Regions from separate parts of the Homo sapiens genome. Here region 2 is linked to region 1. A link is a loop called in an ENCODE intact Hi-C map of the cell type or tissue named here. Cell type or tissue: PC-9. All regions are shown on one strand. Each heading gives the region's core, and the rest is flanking DNA. Links, peaks and the distances in the headings are about the cores only.

What was found. Hi-C counts contacts between places; a loop is a spot of excess contacts. Peaks named below come from ENCODE experiments on the same cell type or tissue, not always from the same donor. Only the 100,000 strongest peaks of a DNase experiment are listed, where the experiment ranks them.
Region 2: a loop joins it to region 1, with 8 times the contacts of the local background. A loop is called at or near these places in 5 of 110 quality-filtered maps.

The regions. Positions count from the first base shown.
Region 1 is chr3:52,227,050-52,243,793 of GRCh38, reverse strand. TWF2 (twinfilin actin binding protein 2) reads left to right here and starts at 4,636. Exons shown (of 9, transcript NM_007284.4): 1 at 4,636-4,802; 2 at 8,688-8,765; 3 at 11,672-11,850; 4 at 12,255-12,350; 5 at 12,563-12,667; 6 at 12,799-12,924; 7 at 13,724-13,874; 8 at 14,012-14,133; 9 at 14,593-15,182. The coding sequence starts at 4,778. The coding sequence ends at 14,760. It overlaps TWF2-DT (TWF2 divergent transcript), which reads right to left and starts at 4,556. Exons shown (of 2, transcript NR_135307.1): 1 at 4,359-4,556; 2 at 2,697-3,619. RefSeq lists enhancers at 2,434-2,962, 3,161-3,350, 4,004-4,053, 5,961-6,503, 6,504-7,045 and silencers at 4,474-4,993, 11,890-12,099. In PC-9, for the core only: CTCF peaks have their summits at 11,933 and 12,142 (motif pointing left); no DNase peak of the experiment used is centred there.
Region 2 is chr3:52,384,302-52,386,801 of GRCh38, reverse strand. It overlaps DNAH1 (dynein axonemal heavy chain 1), which reads right to left. Exons shown (of 78, transcript NM_015512.5): 53 at 1,825-2,016; 54 at 1,355-1,465; 55 at 457-642; 56 at 1-140. Among named protein-coding and RNA genes, the nearest start is that of BAP1, 24 kb to the left of the region's middle. In PC-9, for the core only: CTCF peaks have their summits at 1,181 and 1,380 (motif pointing right); a DNase peak (open chromatin) is centred at 1,421.

The sequences.
Region 1 (16,744 bases), core at 11,137-13,636:
CAACCAAATGTCATAGGCAGTCTGTTGCACAGCTTAGCCATTGTCTATTTTCAGAGCCATGTGGAACCACATGGCAATCCCATCCTCTCTGTTCCAAGGTGGCCTGAGTGTTCCTTCAGTGCTACCAGGCTCTTCTGGCTTCCTGGGCTCCTAAGCGCCTCACTCTTGCCTGGATCTTAAGCCTATGTCTCTTGGTTTACTCCCTCATTTTGCTGAAGTGCATCCTTCAACAACTTTCCAACAAAGGGTGACTGGGAGGTACTTTCCTGAGAGATGTTATTTATCTATCTTTTTCTGTGAATGGTCTGTTTGTATCCTTTGCCACACTTTCTACTGGGCCATTTGTCTTTTTCTTTTTCTTTTTTTTTTTTTTGATACAGAGTTTCGCTCTTGTTGCCCAGGCTGGAGTGCAATGGTGTGATCTCGGCTCCCCATGACCTCTGCCTCCTGGGCTTAAGTGATTCTCCTGCCTCAGCCTCCTGAGTAGCTGAGATTACAGGCATGTGCCACCACGCCTGGCTACCATTGGTCTTTTTCTTATTGACTTATGAGAGCTCTTTATATATTAGAGAAATCAGCTCTTTATTTTGAAATGAGTTACAAGTATGCTGTTTGTAACAAGTTACAGTTTGTTATTTGTGTTTTGGCTGTGATGGTGGCTTTTTCCATATAGACTTTATTTTTTATGCAAATGGATTATTGATCTTTTCATAAAGGAAAATAAAAATTTCAGGACCCCCAAATTTGTTATGCTAAAGGGAGAGTTAAGCTTGGAGACTGAGCCACACAACACTGGCATTCCTTTTTTTTTTTTTTTTTTTTTTTTTTTTTTTGAGATGGAGTCTTGCTCTGTCACCCAGGCTAGAGTGCACTGGCACAATCCCGGCTCACTGCAACCTCCGCCTCCCGAGTTCAAGCAATTCTCCTGCCTCAGCCTCCCCAGTAGCTGGGATTACAGGCACCCGCCACCATGCCCAGCTAATTTTTGTATTTTTAGTAGAGATGGGGTTTCGCCATATTGATCAGGCTGGTCTCGAACTCCAGACCTCAGGTGATCCACCCGCCTCGGCCTCCCAAAGTGCTGGGATTACAGGCGTGCTGGGATTACAGGCGTGCTAGGATTACAGGCGTGCTGGGATTACAGGCGTGCTAGGATTACAGGCATGAGCCACCACACCCAGCCTTTTTTTTTTTTTTTTAATTTTATTCCGGCAACACTTCATTCTATGCTGCAGAACTAATGTTCTCCAAAACTGTCATTCTTTTCCCAAATGGATACCTGTTACCTTGCAACCTTGTGTCAAAATATTATGCATTAACCAGATCCCCACAAAAAGGCAAAAAGCCTCATGAATCTCCAGGTGACTGCAATCACAAATTGCTCAGCAGTAAATTCTTTGCCAGTCCCTAAAACTTTCAGGATGTATATCCTCCTATAAAACAAGGACATGTCAACTGCAACTTTAGGTCTGCAACCTAAACCTAACTCCTAAAACCAAAGTCTGTTAAATTTCACACTGACAATGTCAATTACAAGTTTATCTGCCCAGGTGCAGAACAAGGATAAGATGAGATCAATCATTCCTCCACCTAACCTGAGACCTCTGCATAATTGGCTCTTCTGTTACTCCCTGTTCTTCCAGTGTTCACCCTATCTTCCATATAGCTTAGATTTACGGGACACTAATTAAGAGTCTCACAAAAACATAACCATTTGCCTCACTGTCTTCTCCCCTTTAAAGAAATGTACAAATATTGAGCCTCCTGAAAACTTCTTGGGAGAGCACAGGCCACAGACGTTTCTTTGACTTGTGTTGCTTTCCTGGGCACGCTCCAACTCTGGCTCAGTAAACCTCGATTGATTGAAGCTCTTGCCTCAGTCTCTTATTTGGGTTAAGATTTTCTTTTTTTTTTTCTATAGACTAATTTTGGAAGTGAAAGATTTTCTTTGATGGTTTCTGTGTTTGGTGACACAGAAGTTTCCTCCACTCCAGATTCTACAAACTCCTCCCTTTGTTTCTTCAGTATTTTTAAATTTTTTAAGAGAGCCTCACTCTGTCACCCAAACTGGAATGCAGTGGTGTGATCACGGCTCACTGCAGCCCTTAACTCCTGGGCTCAGGTGATCCTCCTGCCTTAGCCTCCCAAGTAGCTGGGACTACAAACATGTGTGACTGTGCCTGGCTAATACATATCTATCTATTAATCTATCTATCTATCTATAGATATATATATGTAGAGATGGGGTCTTGCCATCTTTACCAGGCTGGTCTTGAATTCCTGGCCTCAAGCAGTCCTCCTGTCTCAGCCAAGTAGCTGGAACTACAGGTGTACATCACCATGCCTGGCTAATTTTAAAATAATTTTTTTTTTTTTTTTGTAGAGATGGAGTCTCACCATGTTGTTGTCCAGGCTGGTCTCAAACTCCTAGGCTCAAGAGATCTTCCCACCCTGGCCTCCCAAAGTGTTAGGATTACAGGCATGAGCCACTGTACCTGGCCCCCAACTTCTCGAATAAAATGAAACTATGATTCTTGGCCTCACTCACTACCATGTGACATTGATCAAATCACTTCACCTCTCCAAACCTCAGAGTCTTTATCTGTAAGATGGAAAAAGTAACACCTACTTCAGGGGCTGTCATGAGGATTAAATAAATGTGCCCAGCAGGTAGTAAGTATACAACACAAAGCATCTAATGGTTCATTCATACATTTGCTTATTTTGCAATTATTGGCCACCTGCCAATGTTGGGCACTGTTCTAGGCACAGGGGATACAGCAAGGGCAAACACCTAACTACTGGTGGAGGGAAGACGATAAACAAATACGTAAAGATTTGTGCCAGGTAGTGATAAAAGCAAAGAATGACCCATGGAGAGGGTCAGCTGGGGAGACCACGCAGTACCCTACTTTGTCACAGTTCATCCAGTGAGGGACATTTTTACAGGGCACATGACCTTAATCTTTTTCATTAATCTTGGTTAATTCATTTCCAGGAGGTCAAGTCTCTTGTGGTTCTGTGGAATCACCAGATGCTCCTGTGGGTGTGGCTTAGTCTGAGCTGATGTAACAAGTAGCTCTGTGTTGCTGGCACCATCTGGCTGTAGCAGGGTTCAGTGTGGGAGGCCTTGCCTGTGAACTGTTCTAGAAGGCAAGCTGCAGGGCTGCATAACACTCCATTTTCCACTGTGAGTGCTGGGGGGACAGTGGTTAGCAGATGACATAGGCCCAGTCTTCAGGGTGAGCGCAGGAAGATGAATGAGAAAACCCTTCAATTCTGTGTAGCTGGGCTCTCTGGGGATGAGAAACTCAGGGGTTGGGGGGCACAGAGGAGGCCTCAATGCAGGCTAGTGAGGGTGGGGAGCAAGACAGTAAATGGAGCTGAAGCTGGGGCCAGATGCCAGGTAGGCCACACATTTCATCATCACATCTCTCAGCAACCCCAGCCCAAAAAGCTGGCCTCCTTTCCAATCTTCCCAGCCAAAGTCCCTGGACAAGCTGATTGGACCAACCAGAGTCAGATGCTCATCCCTGACTCATCACAGTGGCCTGGAAGATGCCACATGTTGACTAGTTGGTAGCAGCAGGCAGGTACTGGTACCAGTAAGGCAAGGCTGCTGGATATAGACACAGAAGGTCATTAGGACATGGGAAGTTCCTCACCAGGCTCTGGCCCTCTTTCAACCTCTGGGCCTTTGCACATGCAGTGCCCTCTTCTCAGAAAACCTTTCTGGCTGGGACTAGTAAGTGGCTCACGCCTGTAATTCCAACGCTTTGGGAGTCCGAGGCGGGCAGATCACCTGAGGTCGGGAGTTCGAGATCAGACTGACCAACATAGAGAAACCCCGTCTCTACTAAAAATACAAAATTAGCCAGGCATGGTGGTGCATGCCTGTAATCCTAACCACTCGGGAGGCTGAGGCAGGAGTGAACCCGGGAGGCGGAGGTTGCAGTGAGCCGAGATCGCGCCAGTGCACTTCAGCCTGGGCAACAAGAGGGAAACTCCATCTCAAAAAAAAAAAAAAAGAAAAAGAAAAAGAAAGAAAACTTTTCCCTCCACTCTGCTGGGCTGTTTCATTCTCCCCTCTAGGTTTCCAATCTTCGCCTTCTCCTGGCAGCCCCTCACATTGTCTCGGCGGGCTCTCACCACCATACACTCCATCTAGTGGGTGAAGGCGGGCCTAGGCCCGTGAGGGCAAAGCCTAGCGGCCATGATCACCCCGAGGTGCCCAGGACCCCACGGGAGGCGCTCAAGAAACGGCCCCTGGGGAAGAGCTGGCGCGCCCACCCACAAGCAGACCCCTTCCTGGGTGCAAACCCGTGTACGCTGGGACCCACTCCTATTCGGAGACCCACCTGGCTTGGGGCGCACAGATCGGGCGCGCGCGCACGATCCGCCCCACCCACAGACCACCGTGATCAGGGCGCACAGACACACACGCGCGTCCTCCCACGCACGCTCGGTCACACGCAGGCCCCCCTCTCCTGCCACAGAGGAACGCGCTGGCGTGCGCACGGCGGATCAATCATCATCCTTAGACCCACCCGGACCGAGGCGCAGGCTGCGCGCACGCGCGGCCCCGAGTCCCCGCCTCCCTGCCGCGCCTGTCGGGGGCGGGGCGCCGCTGGGGGCGGGTCCTGCGGCACCGCCCGGGAAGCTGCGCGAGGGTCGACAGCCTCCGCCACATCCTCCACCTCTCTTGGTCCAGCGAGCGTTGCCGGGCCAGGGTCAAGCGGAGGGCTCCGACGGCGCGGACGGAGCGAAGCGCCGAGCCATGGCGCACCAAACGGGCATCCACGGTGAGGGCGGATGGCGGGCGGGCAGGGGGCCTCGGTCTGGGCTCTCGGAAGCGCCCCCCCCCGGCTCTCGGCCCCTCCCTCCACCCCACACCAGCCGGGAGAAAGCTTCCTGTTCTCTTTTGCAGCCGCGGGTCGCCTGGGGTGGGCACATCTGGGGGAGTACGGACGTGGTGTGCATAGCTGGGAGTGGGTGTATGTGTACGTACACAACTGGGGTGGAAGTATCTGTGTGCCTACCTGGAGATGAATGTGGCTGTGTGTGCCCATCTGTATATTTTTGTTCCTTTCCGGGAGTGGGTGTACACGCATGTGCACACGTCTTCCGTGTACAGTCCTGCCTGTGCACCTCTGGATGTGACTCGCTTGTGTACATCTAGGGTCATTCATGCACTGGCACTAGTGACTGTTTGAATGGACACTGTAGGTCGCATAGGACCCTCTTTAGACATCAGTGTTTCATGGCAGTGTGCACATGTATGTGGGTGTCTGTGTGTGTGCACAGTTGGAGCGCGTCTCAGTGTGCATTTTTGCCAAGGATGCATATACCGCATGTGTCTGACTTGAATGGGCTTGTTTATGTGTGTTAGGAGAAGGCCCTGACCTTTGCTCCTCCCAGGACACTCACTCTCCCCAGGCTAGGGAAAACCCGGAACAGAGACTTCTACGTGGGATGGAGAAAGCTGCCTATCTGACCTTGACCTCTGACCTCCCTCCCATTTTCCACTGTGACTTTCTGAGTCTGCCTCAGTCTGGTTGGAAGATCCCAGCTCCAGGCTGCAGACAGAGAAGAGGTCCAGATATGGGGTTTTGTGGGGAGAGTCCTGGCCCTAAAGAATCCAGGCCAGCTCCCACCCCCAGCCCCCAGCCCTAGGAAGCTTCACCATTCCCGCATCACACCCTCCCCTCCCCTAGGGGTCCCAGTTTCCTTCTTGGACAGGCTGTGAGAGAAGCAATGGCTGGGAGCCAGGTGCCCTGACTCTACCTGGGGCTCAGTGTCCTCCTCTGTCACTGGCCTGAGAGAGCTGCCTGGCCTGTGGGGAAGGCCCGGGCTGTTTGCCCAGACAGCCTGGCGGGTTTGGCCATCAGCCACCCCTCCCACCACACTAGGATCCCCTGCCTGGGGCTGCCACCATCGACCTGCCTGACCACCTGAATCCTGGTGCGGTTGTGGCCACTTGGTGGCTGGGCTGCCCTGAGAAGGTTTCCCTGGCCCCGCGAAGGCAGGGGCCTGGGTCAGGGCCAGGGCTCCCAGATGGGCCAGCCTTTCTCCAGGAGGAGCTGGCGGGCAGGCTTCATGACTCAGCCCCACAGGAGGGAACTGCCTCCTGGCCAGCTTCTTCCTTCCCCTTTGTCTGGTCATAGCTGCTGCCTCCCAGCCTCCAGCCCTGGTGGAGGAGATCCCAGGAAGTTAGCCACCCCATACCCCTTCCCTGCTGCCTCACTCCCTCCTTTCCCATAGTGAGACAGGCCCACCGAGGGGGTCACTGGGGACTGGGCTGCCCCTAGCCCTCCTTCCACCTGTGAGCAGCCCACTTCTTCCCATTTCTGGCCTGGGAAGTTGGCAGCAGAGATCACCCTGGAGGACCAGGTGCCAGCCCTGTCCTGACCATAGGTGTGGATCTGCTGACCGCAGAGTAGGCAGGAAAGGGACCTGTAATGTGAGGCTCACTTGAGTCGGAGGGAGGGTGTTCATGAATCATTGATAATAGAGGCTCAGGTGTCCCAGGCCTGGCCTCTGGATTATTGATGGTGGCTGGGCAGGCATTGGGGCTGGGGTGGGCAGGGATGTGCCTTTCCCTGTGGGGGTGTCAGTTTGCCCTGGTAACACTAGAAGGGGCCCGTCGGCCTGTCCCTTAGGGGAGCTTCTTGGCCTTCCTTCTGGGAAGGTCTGGGCAGGTAGAAGGGGCAGCTCAGCACAGTCAGCTTGCTGTTATTATCATAATAAAAGATTAATTGTTATTAATAGAGGCCACCATCGCCAAGCCCTTTCTCCCATTTACCCCTCACCACAGCCCTGCCAAGTTTGGGGCTATTATTTCCATTTTATACACTGAAGTTCAGAGAGGTCAGGAGTCACACAGCTGAGGGAGAAGTGGAGCCCCAGAGGCCAGGCTTGGGGCCTCAGGGACCTGCTTGGGATCTGCCGATGGAAAGTTCTGTCCTGGCCCAGTGGGATGGTGTCCACCTGCCTACAGTTCCATGCCATGTTTCTCTGAGCCCTAAGGGTCTGCTGAGCTCAGTTGGGCCCCAGCCCACCCAGTGGCCTTGGAGGGTGGTGCATAGCCTGAGGTCTCAGATTAACGGTCACTCTGCAAAGGGGGGGCACCTGAGGACATAACCAGAGTTTGTTTTCCTAAAGGCCCCCCCGCCCCTGAGTTGCCCAGTCCTGGCCCTATAAATATTCTCTGACCTCAGGCCTCCAGCTGTGTTCCTGACGGAATTCCCCTGACCCTTGGGCAGCCTCAAGGTCACACTGGCCTAGCCCTGCTCACCCAGGGACCCAAGCAGGGCCCTTCCCCACATGGGCCGTGGTGGTTTCCCTGTCCACTAGTAGATCCACCACTTATGGCTCCCCAGCTCTCACCATGGTCCTCACCTCTGCCCTGGGGTCCTTGGTCACTCACTGGCTCTCACCTTCCAGCTCTACAGCCCAATGACCAAGATGGAGTCTCTTTTTTTTTTTTTTTTCTGAGGCGGAGTTTCACTCTTGTTGCCCAGGCTGGAGTGCAATGGTGTGATCTCAGCTCACTGTAACCTCCGCCTCCCGGGTTCAAGCGATTTTCCTGCCTCAGCCTCCCGAGTAGCTGGGATTACAGGTGCGTGCTACCATGCCTGGCTAATTTTTGTATTTTTAGTAGAGATGGGGTTTTGCCATGTTGGCCAGGCTGGTCTTGAACTCCTGACCTCAGGTGATCTGCCCGCCTTGGCCTCCCAAATTGCTGGGATTACAGGTGAGAGCCACCGCACCTGACCAAGATGGAGTCTCTTAGTGAGTTTCGGGGAGCCATTCCTTCTCCTGGAAGCTGCCCCAACTGCCTGAGGGTTAAGGTCATGTTGTCCCCCCACCCCCCACAGGGCTGTATCTGGGCTGGCTGTGGCTCCTCGGGGTCTCAGGGTTAGACAGCCTGGCTGGAGGGCTGGGACTGGGGCTGCACACATGGGTGTCATGCGTGTCCATGTGCTTCTGTGTACACTTTGATACATCCTGTTGCCTGCACACACGTCTCAGCCAAGCTCTGCACTTGCCTGCCTGTGTGCGTGTTAGCAAGCCGGGGACTATATCTCTGTGTGTGTTTGTGTATCTAAACATGCGTGTCCATTTGTGTTTGAGCAACTGAGCATGTGTTCATGTATGAGGGTGTTTGAATTTCTGCTCCTCTGTCACACATGCGTGTTGTGTGTTACATTCACACATGCTGGATTGAGCTGTGTGTGTGTGTGTGTGTGTGTGAATGGGCATAGTGGTCATTGCACAGTGGGGGCATTTGTCTGTGTTCTTTTTTCTGTGTATATGACTGTGCTGAGTGTGTCCAGGCCAGCCCAGAGCTCGGCCATCCTGCGGGGCAGGGGGCAGATGGAGGCTATTCACTGTGGCTGGCCTGGCTTATGCCAGAGCCTGCCCATCTTCTGGTGGGTTGTCCCATCCCTGCCCACCCCGCCCCATCACCAGACCTATCCCAGCCAGCAGGCCACTCGCCTGCCACCTCTGCTGGCTAAATTTGGGAGCTTGTGTTCAGTGGCTGTCTCAGGTTCCCAGTCACATGGGGGGCTGTATTTAACCTGGTTCCCAGCTCAGCCACCAGACCCTGTGGGACAGAGCAGGCCCCATACTCGTCTCTGTCCACTCTGCCCACTCATCCCCCACCATGTTTCTTGTTCTTATAGCCACGGAAGAGCTGAAGGAATTCTTTGCCAAGGCACGGGCTGGCTCTGTGCGGCTCATCAAGGTTGTGATTGAGGACGGTGAGTGCCCCTCACAGGCCAGGGTATAGGCTTGGGGGTGGACTCTGCTGCCTCTGTGGGTGGGGGAAGGAGGATGTTGGCCCCTGGCCTGCCGGGACCTCAATTTCCCACTCTGGAAATGGGTGTGAGGCCATCCTGACAAAGGAGAGCCTCACAGGGCAGCATCAGAGGTGGGCGCAATTGTCACCTCTGTTATGCAGAGCAGGAAGCCGAAGCTGGGGTCAGCAAATAGAGCCCTGTCCTGGGGTCCTGCCACCTCCCAGAGGCTGCATGGATATTCAGATGGGCCTGGCCAGGATGCCGAGCTGGGCTGGGCAGAGGGGCAGGGGATAAGTGAATCCAGCACTGCCCCTTGTGGCTGGTGCCACCCGCCTCATTTGTTGGTGGCCTGGCCTGGCTCAGCTGCTGTCCGAGGGGAGACCTAAGGAGATCCTGCACCCTTCTCTTGGAAGTGCCCCCATGATGGGGAGAAGGGATGAGTGTCTGGCTCATCTGAGAGTAGGATGGGAGGGTTCTAGGCTTGGCTGGGCTTTGGCCTTGCCCCTGAGGACCTGGGAGCTGTATAGAGGGCAGTGCTGGGGACACTGGGACTTGAGCTGAGGCCTGAAGTGGGGAGGGTTTGGGGAGGCAGAGGATTAAACTGAGGAGGATTGGGAGGTCAGAGGCCAGAGAACATTTTTTCACCTTTCCTCCATGCCAATGGACTGTCCCTTTGGGTGAGGGGTACAGACTTTGGGACTGGGGTGGGCCAGGCTCCCCAGAGGTCCTCCCAGCTCTTCTCATTAGCCATTCAGCAGCAGGCACTTTGGATGGCTGCCTGAATGGGCCTGGTGCTCAGCTGGCTTTCCACGCGTTGTGTTGGCTCAAAGCAGGATCTGCCATTCCAGGTTTTAGGGCCTTGGCAGTGCTTTGCCCAGGGAGTCCAAATTCTGATGCCCTCAGAGACTGGGCAGGGGTCACTGTGGCAGAATATTAGTGATGGCTTCCTGGAGTGGCAGGCCACAGCCACCCCACCCTTAAAAAGGCAGTTGTACTCATTGACCCCAGTCCTCGGCCCTCCCTGTTGCCTCCCAGACAAGATGTCCCTGCAGATTTTTTTTTTTTTTTTTTTTTTTGAGACGGAGTTTCGCTCTGTCACCCAGGCTGGAGTGTAGTGGTGTGATCTCAGCTTACTGCAAGCTCCGCCTCCCGGGTTCACGCCATTCTCCTGCCTCAGCCTCCCGAGTAGCTGGGACTACAGGCGACCACCACTGCGCCCGGCTAATTTTGTATTTTTAGTAGAGACGGGGTTTCACCATGGTCTCAATCTCCTGACTTCGTGATCCGCCCACCTCGGCCTCCCAAAGTGCTGGGATTACGGGCATAAGCCACCGTGCCCAGCCGTCCCTGAAGATTTTAAGCAGGAGGAATCTCTGGATTGACTTTTATCTCAGTTCTGCATGACAGTTGTTGGGGTACCTGGGACTGCCCAGGAGGGTCCAGGCCCCCGATGGGCAGCCACTGTCCATCTCCAATTGAGGATGGCTCCAGTGTGGCCAGAGGGCCTGATTTTTCTAGAGAGGCTGAGAATTCTACTTCTTATGTAAAATTTCCCAGTTTGAAAATGTTAGCAACAAATTAAGCAATGTTGACAGTGCTGTAGGGGCCAACACAGGCCGTGACTACTCAAAGTCACTGTGACTGTGATCCTGTCTGAGTTCTGGGTGGGCAGGTGAGGAGGCCGAGGCCTCAGAGGGCCTGGTCTGTTGGGGCGTCCAGGCATCGGGGCCCCTGCCCAGATCAGGAGAGTCTGGTGGACTGACACCAGGACCCCCAGCCAGGCTGACTGCCCCTTTGCCCCAGTTATTGCTCCAGGCTAGACCTGTGTATACCCAGGCTGGTGTCTGGTGCCCAGATGAGGTCCCAGTCTACAAGTGCAGCTGGATGCCCCATTTCAGCCAAGGAGCTAGCAGGCCTGTGGGGCCTAGGCACTTAGATGGTGGCTGCTTTGGATCTGCGACATTTTCTTTCTTTTTTTGAGACGGAGTTTCGCTCTTGTTGCCCAGGCTGGAGTGCAATGGCGCCATCTCCTGCTCACCACAACCTCCGCCTCCTGGGTTCAAGCGATTCTCCCACCTCAGCCTCCCGAGCAGCTGGGATTACAGGCCACTACACCCAGCTAATTTTGTATTTTTAGTAGAGACGGGGTTTCTCCATGTTGGTCAGGGTGGTCTCGAACTCCCAACCTCAGGCGATCCGCCTGCCTCTGCCTCCCAAAGTGCTGGGATTATAGGCGTGAGCCACCGCGCCCGGCAAGGATCTGTGACATTTTCGAGGGGACTGCAGCTGGCAGGTAGCCGCAGGATGTCTGTTTATCCAGGGTCTGGTAGGAGCCCCTGCTCCTCCTTTCCAGAGGCTTTTACCCCTGTAGGTCCCTGTGGCCTGGGGCTGTGACCTGCCCCTCAGCACATTTGTCCTGAGGGGAGTCTGCTGCGGTTCTTCTGCTGGAGCCCCAGGGGAGGAGGCGAGCAGGAGGCAGTTTCGTGGGGACTGTGGGCTGAGCAGCTGTGCGGTGGGGATGGGGTCCAAGGGAGCACCCAGGGGTGTGGTGTCCGTGAGGGGCTGACGGCTGCGTGTCTTTGTGTGGCTGTTTGTGTTGGTGATCTGCGCACGTGTGTGTGTGTGGGGGGGTGTGTGCACGCGCTGGGGATGTGCAGGGGGGCAGCCCCCAGGTGGCAGCTTTGTGCCTTCCCTTGCTCACTCATTCAGCCACACAGCCTCACACTTCTGGGACCTGGGGGCTCCAGGGAAGGTGAGGGGCAGCCGGCGGCTCTGAGCCAGCTGGGCAGCCACGGCGAGGCTGGAGGTCTGCAGCGGGAGGCGCAGTGGGAGCTGGGAGCGGCTGCTCATCCGGCCTCTGCCCCCAGAGCAGCTCGTGCTGGGTGCCTCGCAGGAGCCAGTAGGCCGCTGGGATCAGGACTATGACAGGGCCGTGCTGCCACTGCTGGACGCCCAGCAGCCCTGCTACCTGCTCTACCGCCTCGACTCACAGAATGCTCAGGGCTTCGAATGGCTCTTCCTCGCCTGGTCGCCTGATAACTCCCCCGTGAGTCCTGGGCCAGTGGGAAGTGAGGAGGGGAGCTGGGGCTGAGCCAGGCAACAAGGCCTTGCCCTGGGGGATCCAAGAGGGGACACAGGCCTGCCCCTGGAGGGTGGGGGAAGAGCTGTCAGGCCGTGCCCTAGGGAGTCTGAGAGAGGGTCAAGTCCCTGTGCCCGCAGCCTGGGTACCTCTTGCTCTCCAGGCATCAGCCTGGCTCCGGAGGCTGTGATCAGGCTGGACGAGGGCTCCCCCTGCTGGTGGGGGCCACCTGCTGCGTCCTGGCCCCGGGCTGGCCCTCTGCCAGGTGTGCCAGCGCAGTGAGCCCACCGAGTTCCTCCAGAGGCACCTGTCTGTTCCGGGAGAGGCAGCCCTGCCCAGAGGCCTCTTACGGTTTGGCCCTTGCCCTTCAGGTGCGGCTGAAGATGCTGTACGCGGCCACGCGGGCCACAGTGAAAAAGGAGTTTGGAGGTGGCCACATCAAGGATGAGCTCTTCGGGACTGTGAAGGTAATCCTAAGCCAGGACTTACCGGGACACAATCCTGGGCCCACAGAGAGGGGTCACTGTGCAGGGTCAGAGAGCAAGCTAGTGCCAGCTTCGGGAGGAAGATGGGGGCGCTGGGGGAGTCCAAGGGCTGCAAGCTGGCGTGCTCCGTGGGCCTCCTCTAGCCAATCCCCAGGTGCCCATTTATGGCTCTGCATTCACCCCCACCCCTGCAGGATGACCTCTCTTTTGCTGGGTACCAGAAACACCTGTCGTCCTGTGCGGCACCTGCCCCGCTGACCTCGGCTGAGAGAGAGCTCCAGCAGATCCGCATTAACGAGGTGGGTGGGGAGCAGAGGCCCCAGCCTTGAGCCCTCAGGGTCATATCGGCCCAGTGGCAGCCTGTGCTGCCTGGGAGCCACACCCTGCTTTGGGCCGGTGAGGGCCTCCCTCACCATTCCCCTACCCACAGGTGAAGACAGAGATCAGTGTGGAAAGCAAGCACCAGACCCTGCAGGGCCTCGCCTTCCCCCTGCAGCCTGAGGCCCAGCGGGCACTCCAGCAGCTCAAGCAGAAAATGGTCAACTACATCCAGATGGTGGGTGCCTGCTCCCTACCCTGGCACATGCTGCCACCACCCCTACTCCTGCCCATGCACATGTGCAGATGTACATGGAGTCCCCACTCCACCAGCCTGCAGTCTGTCCCCTTCAGCTCGTCCATGTGCTTGTGGGAACACATGGTCCACCCCACCCCTCCCTGATCCCTACCTATTCCGCCTGGGGCGCAGACACTGTGTGCACATAGATGTGTTCTGGTCCCTTGTCCCCAGGCCCTGCTCATACACAGGTACACCTGTGAGCACACTGCCCCATTCCGCCCTCCACCCATACCCCTGGGGTCACACTGACCCCTCAGCCCCGAGGCCCTTCCTGTCAGAGATCCCCTCTGTTGTCTCCTTGACCACCCCGTTTCCCTAGGCAGGGTCCTTCTGCCCTGGCTGTTCCGGCTGCCGCTTTCAAGCAAAACGGCTCCTCCCTTCCAAGATGCTTCCGCCAGAGGCCTTGCCTCTGAGGATGGGCTGGCCCAGTGGCAGTATCTCCCTGAGGTTGTGACCCTCCACACCATCCTGTCCCAGGAGTCACTACCGTTGACTACCCTTGGTGGGAGTTCCTTCTCTAGCACAACCTTCAAAGGGGCAGAGTTGGGGCTGGGCCCAGGACTGGCCTCTTCAGAGGGACCCCCATAGAGGGATGGCCATTGCAGGGGAGTCTTGGGAGAGGGAGGTCACATCAGGCTCCTGCCCACCAGCTAATCCTGTTTGAGGGCTTCCTGGGGAGAGGGGCCTGGGCCCACCCCGACCTGGTGCTCTCCCATCTTCCCTTGGCCCTGGGCAGAAGCTGGACCTAGAGCGGGAAACCATTGAGCTGGTGCACACAGAGCCCACGGATGTGGCCCAGCTGCCCTCCCGGGTGCCCCGAGATGCTGCCCGCTACCACTTCTTCCTCTACAAGCACACCCATGAGGGCGACCCCCTTGAGTCTGTAGGTGAGTGGCCATGGCAGGGCTCCCAAGCCTGTGGCTGGGTGGGAGCAGGGCTGGTCTGCAGTGGGGCAGGCCTGCTCTGGGTGCGAAGGTCAGCAGGTTTCTCAGGCCTCCCAGGCTCACCTCCTGCCCCCCAACAGTGTTCATCTACTCCATGCCGGGGTACAAGTGCAGCATCAAGGAGCGAATGCTCTACTCCAGCTGCAAGAGCCGCCTCCTCGACTCCGTGGAGCAGGACTTCCATCTGGAGATCGCCAAGAAAGTAGGCGCCCTCCCCAGGGCCTCACCTCCCCAGGCCCTATCACTCCAATCTCCATGTGGGGCGCTGGGGTCCTGAGATGACGGCAGAGCAGGAATCGTTGCTGTCGTGTTGATCATAGGGCATCTGAGGCCCAAGGAGCAACACGCATGGCCCAAGGCTGCCCAGCTGATCGGTGGCTCAGAAAAGTCCAAGTCCTGGCTACCATGTCATGTCCTTTCCCTGGGCCTGGAGACAGGGAGGAGGTGACCCCAGCGAGCAGAGTCCAAGGCATGCAGGGCAGCAGGCCCTAAGCTCTTGCTTTCCTGGGAGTGGCATTCCAGGTGGGGAATCAAGGGGAGACCTCAGGAGACCCCAGGGCTAGGATGTGAGAGTAAGGGGTGCCCCAGGAGTGGGGGCTACCAGGGGTGGTGTGTGTCAGAGCCCCTCCCATTGGGGTGACCACTGCCTTGCCCCATGCAGATTGAGATTGGCGATGGGGCAGAGCTGACGGCAGAGTTCCTCTACGACGAGGTGCACCCCAAGCAACACGCCTTCAAGCAGGCCTTCGCCAAGCCCAAGGGCCCAGGGGGCAAGCGGGGCCATAAGCGCCTCATCCGCGGCCCGGGTGAAAATGGGGATGACAGCTAGGAGGCTGGAGCAGGGCCGGCCACGTGTGGACTGTGGGGCTGCCCACCTTCCGCTCCCTGCCACCATCCTCCTTCCTGGGCTCCAGGAAAGTGTTTCTGGGAGGTCAGGAGGGCTGGCAGCTGAACGCACTTGCAGCGTCCGAGGGCCACCGGGCTGGCATTTTGTGACCCTTCCCTGTTGCTGTCCCTGCATCTCGTCTGTGTGCCCAGGGTGTCCGGGGACCCTGCCTGGCTGGCTTAAGGGGGCTGGGTCAGGGGCCTGGCATGAACCTGGCCTCCCGGGGAGCTGAGACTAGGGTCCCAGCACAGCCCAGAAACCTTTGGCCACAAGAAGTGGGGTCAGTCAGGGCTGGGGCAGGGGTCACTGCAGTTTGGGATGGTTGAATGCTGTATTTTCTAAAGAATAAAATATTTTTAAATCAAGACTTGTGCTTGGCCCTGAGAGACCGCCTCTGGCCCTGGGAATTGGGCAGTCTTGTGCATATAACTGTCCTTTCCCAACAGGGGAGAGGGGAGTGCCGGCCTGCGAGGTGGAGCCCCAGCACTCCACCTCCAGGTGTGTGGGAGAGGCTGTGCCTGTGAGTGGGCGTGCAGCCTCACGCGGGTCTCCCAGTCAACAGGAGCCCTGCTGGAGAGGCAGGCGCGCCTCCACTGTGACATGAGGGATCTGCATATGGTCATTTGCTGAGGCTGCCGTAACAAATTACCACCAACTTAGTGGCTTCGAAGAAACTCAAATGTATTCTCTTACAGTTCTGGAGGCTGGAAGACTGAGATGGGTCTCACAGGGCCAAAGTTGAGGTGTTGGCAGGGCTGGCTGTGTCTGGGCCCCTCAGAAGAACCCATCTCCTGGCCTTTTCTGGCTGTATTCCTTGGCTTGGGGCCCCTTCCTCCACCTTCAAAGCCAGAGGTGACATCTCTGATTCTGCTTTCCTCAGCCTCTGGGCTCCCATGGCCTTTTGTAGTCGAATCTCCCTCTGTCTCCATTTCATAAGGGACATTGTAATTGCATTCACCCTCCCTGCCCCCACCACCTACCCCTGTCAAGATGGGTAACTTAATCACATCTGCGAAGTCGTTTTTGCCACACTGTGGGGTGTTGGGGTCACGTGTTTGCAGGTTTGGGGAATTAGGACAAGGATCTCTGAGAGGGACTTTATGCAGCCTCCCACATGGGATAAGGGCTCCTCCTCGAAGGCTTCCCAGCCTCCCTGGGCTGAGGCCAGGACAAGTTTTTCTGTGGACATCGATATCGGTGTCTCCAAGCTGAGTGTGTCCATGTGCGTGGGTCTGTACCTGTGTGTGCAGACCCCTCTGTCAGCTTACTGGCCTCTCTGGTTTTCTGCCTCCAAAGAAGGCAGGGCCACTGCTGGGTATGGGGGTCTGGGTCCCTGGTCCAAGGGACTCTGGGAAAGTCTCAGGCTTGGGGCTCCACAGGAGCCCGAGCTTTGGTGTATCCCTCTGAGAGGTGGATGGAGGGAATGAATGCAGGTGCCTTCCACCCCAGGCAGGCAGGAGTGGAAGCATGGGGTTGATGCCTGCAGCCCAGCTACTGAGTGGGCACTGCTCTCCTTCCTGGCTCAGGGCAACATTCTATCCCTGGCGCCTTTCTGAGCCCCTGCTCAAGCCCCTAGAATTGTAGAGAGGAGAGCCAGACTAGCTAAGACCCAGAGGAGGCTTGTCCTTGCCCAGCCGAAACATTGGCTCCCAGGTGGGCAGGAAGACGATGCCATCGCCCCCTGCTGCTGAGCCAGCCAGATGCCTGGCACTATGGAGCCTGCCTGCCATGATACCACCCAGAGTGGGCCTGGGGGGAGCAGGCTGGCAGATGTGCAGCCTTGCCTCCTCCCAGCAGCAACAATTCATTAATTCATTCATTCAGCCTTCACTCAGAAATACCCTCTCTGTGCCTGCCCAGAGCTGACTGCTGGGTGTACATAATTCAGCAGATATCAAGCACTTACTATGTGCTGGGCACTGTACTG
Region 2 (2,500 bases), core at 1-2,500, 150 kb before region 1:
CCCTTGCCAGGCTCCCAGTAGTCATCCACCTTGGTGCCTGGCTTTTCTCCAGGCACCTTCTTGGGCTTGATGCCTTTCATAATGCACACAGCTTCTATGACCAGTTTCACACCCGGGGGTGGCCGCTGCATGGCACGTACCTGCAGGCCCAGCCACCAAGTGGGGAAGACTCAGACCCAGTGGGCACCCCTCGGCAGGGACCCTGCCAGAAAGGTTGGCCCTACCAACCAAGTCTCTACTACCACAGGACACGGGCATATCCAGAGATCCACCGAGGTTGGCCTCAGCCCACAGTTCCTTCTGTTCCCCAACCCAGGTGCCCATGCTCCTACTTGGGCCCTGGGGGCTGGAATGAGGAGGGTGGGGCAGGCTGCTGGGTCCCAGGGGATGTGCAGAGGGAAGGCTTGAGGACAGAGGCATATGAGAGGGAATGCCAGGAGATGCCCTGCTGCCCACCTCGGTCACATCGTTCTTGTTGAGGTTGCGCAGGCTGGCCAGAGCCGCATCCAGGGCTGGCAACGCCTCGTCCAGGTCCTTCTGGGCATCGTCAGCAATAGCTTGTGCCTTCTTGGCCTTCTCATTGGCTTTGATCTCCTCTGTCTGCACTGAATTCCGGGTCTCCTCGGCGATGGCCGTATCCACCTGGGGATGGGAGACATAGGGATGTCCTCCCCCCTTTTCTCTTCTCTGCATCTTAGTCTCCCCAGATGGAAGGAGAGTTGGGGTGCCCTGTTCTCCAAGGGCCCTCCAGCTGTGACAGGCCAGAGAGGTCTGGGAATACCAGGAGCCCCTTCCACCTCCTGAGTGCTCACCATGGGCCTGGCGTGTGGCTTGGGGCCTTACAAGTTTGGATGTAAGTGCCCCACAGGCAGGGCCCCCTAAGCCTGCAGGCACCTTCATGCAAGACAGAGAAAGACCCTCCTCCTGCCTTTCTTCTAGCTTCTTTCTATCTACTGGGAAGTTTTGCAATGCACTGACTTTGCCGAGCAGGACACTTGACTATTCCTTCCAGAAAGCTGTCATAAGGAATACACAAACTGCAAGGTCTGCCATGAGGATCGGGCCCTCCAACATGGGGCCCTGTGCTGGGCAGACTCCGGGTTGTGGTTATTGGAATCGTTCAGATTCCTCTGCCTTGCTCCTCACCGACCCCCTGCCCAGTGCAGTGCCTGGCATAGAAGAGCTACTGGGCAAACATTCCATGACAAAATGGATGGCTACTGATTGAGGAAGCTGGGGCACACGGAGGCCAGATGACTTGCAGTGGCCAGGCAGCTAGCGAGCCTGCGCCTGTGTGGGGGTGCCGAGCTTCCTCAGAGTCAGGCATTGGGGAGGGGCTCGGGAGCACCCCAACCTTGATCTGCTCCATGGTGAGCATGGTGTCCTTGGCAGCCTCCTCCAGCAGGGGGTGCATACTCTCCAGGTCCTCCTGCATCTTGGCTACATCCTCAGAAGTGCGCAGCAGCTAGGGGTCAGGGCAGAGACAGGAAAACAGGTGTGGCAGGGACAGAGAGAGCACAGGGCCTGCTGGGCCGCCCTCATTCATGAGAGAGAAGCTGTGGCCGGCAGCTTCGGTGGCCCCCACATTGCCCAGCCGACCCCAGAGGAAGGGCATCAGTCCCCCAAATATCTGTGGGGTGCCACGCTTTGGCCTGGCCCTTGACTGGCAACTTTTGTTCTTTTGATGAGGGGGGAAGCCACCCACTTCAACGTCGTGGGCTGCAGTTTGAAAGGCGGAGCATGGTGTCACCCTGGAGTCAGGGCTGAGTGAGCAGGCAGCCTGCAGGCAGCTGACCTTGTCCACGGGGACTCGCCTGGGCCCACCTTGTCGAGGCCGCTCTTCATGCGGTTCTTGGCAGTTTTCAGCTCCAGTTTCTTCTGCCCGATGAGGATGGAGAAAATATGAAGCAGCTCCAAGTAGCTCTTGGGGGTCACATAGTTGTGGCGGGTCAGCTCTGCCAGGTACTCGATGCACTTCTTGGACACCGACTGGTGGATGTACACACAGACCTGGATCTGGGGGAGGAAGACCATGGATGCCGGCCTGGTAGAGGCCCCAGGAAAGACAGGGACTGGGTGCCCACAGCCACTGCAACCTGGGCCGAGGAGGGGGCCACAGCAGGAACCTCCATGCCTCTCACATTCACTCTATGAGCCTCACGACCTCCAGGTCGAGGTCACCTTTTGTGCAGATGAAAAACCCCAGGCCCAGGGAAGTCCAGGGGTTAGTTCAAGTTCACATAGCTGTCAAGGGCTGGGCTGGCTTTGAACTTGGACCTAGCTGTCTCCCAGCTCTTGGCCCAGTGGTCTTTTCACAGCCCCCATGACCTGCCTCTCTCTGAGAGCCCTGAGGTGGTTCCCCCTCAGAGGCTGGATCTAGGGGGAGACAGGGCCCAAGGCCTCAGCACAGCTGGTAGGGAAATGTTGGGACTGTCACCGTCTCAGGCTGGACCAGGCAAATCTACACCCCCATCTGTGATCTCTGGAGTTCTATCAGGGG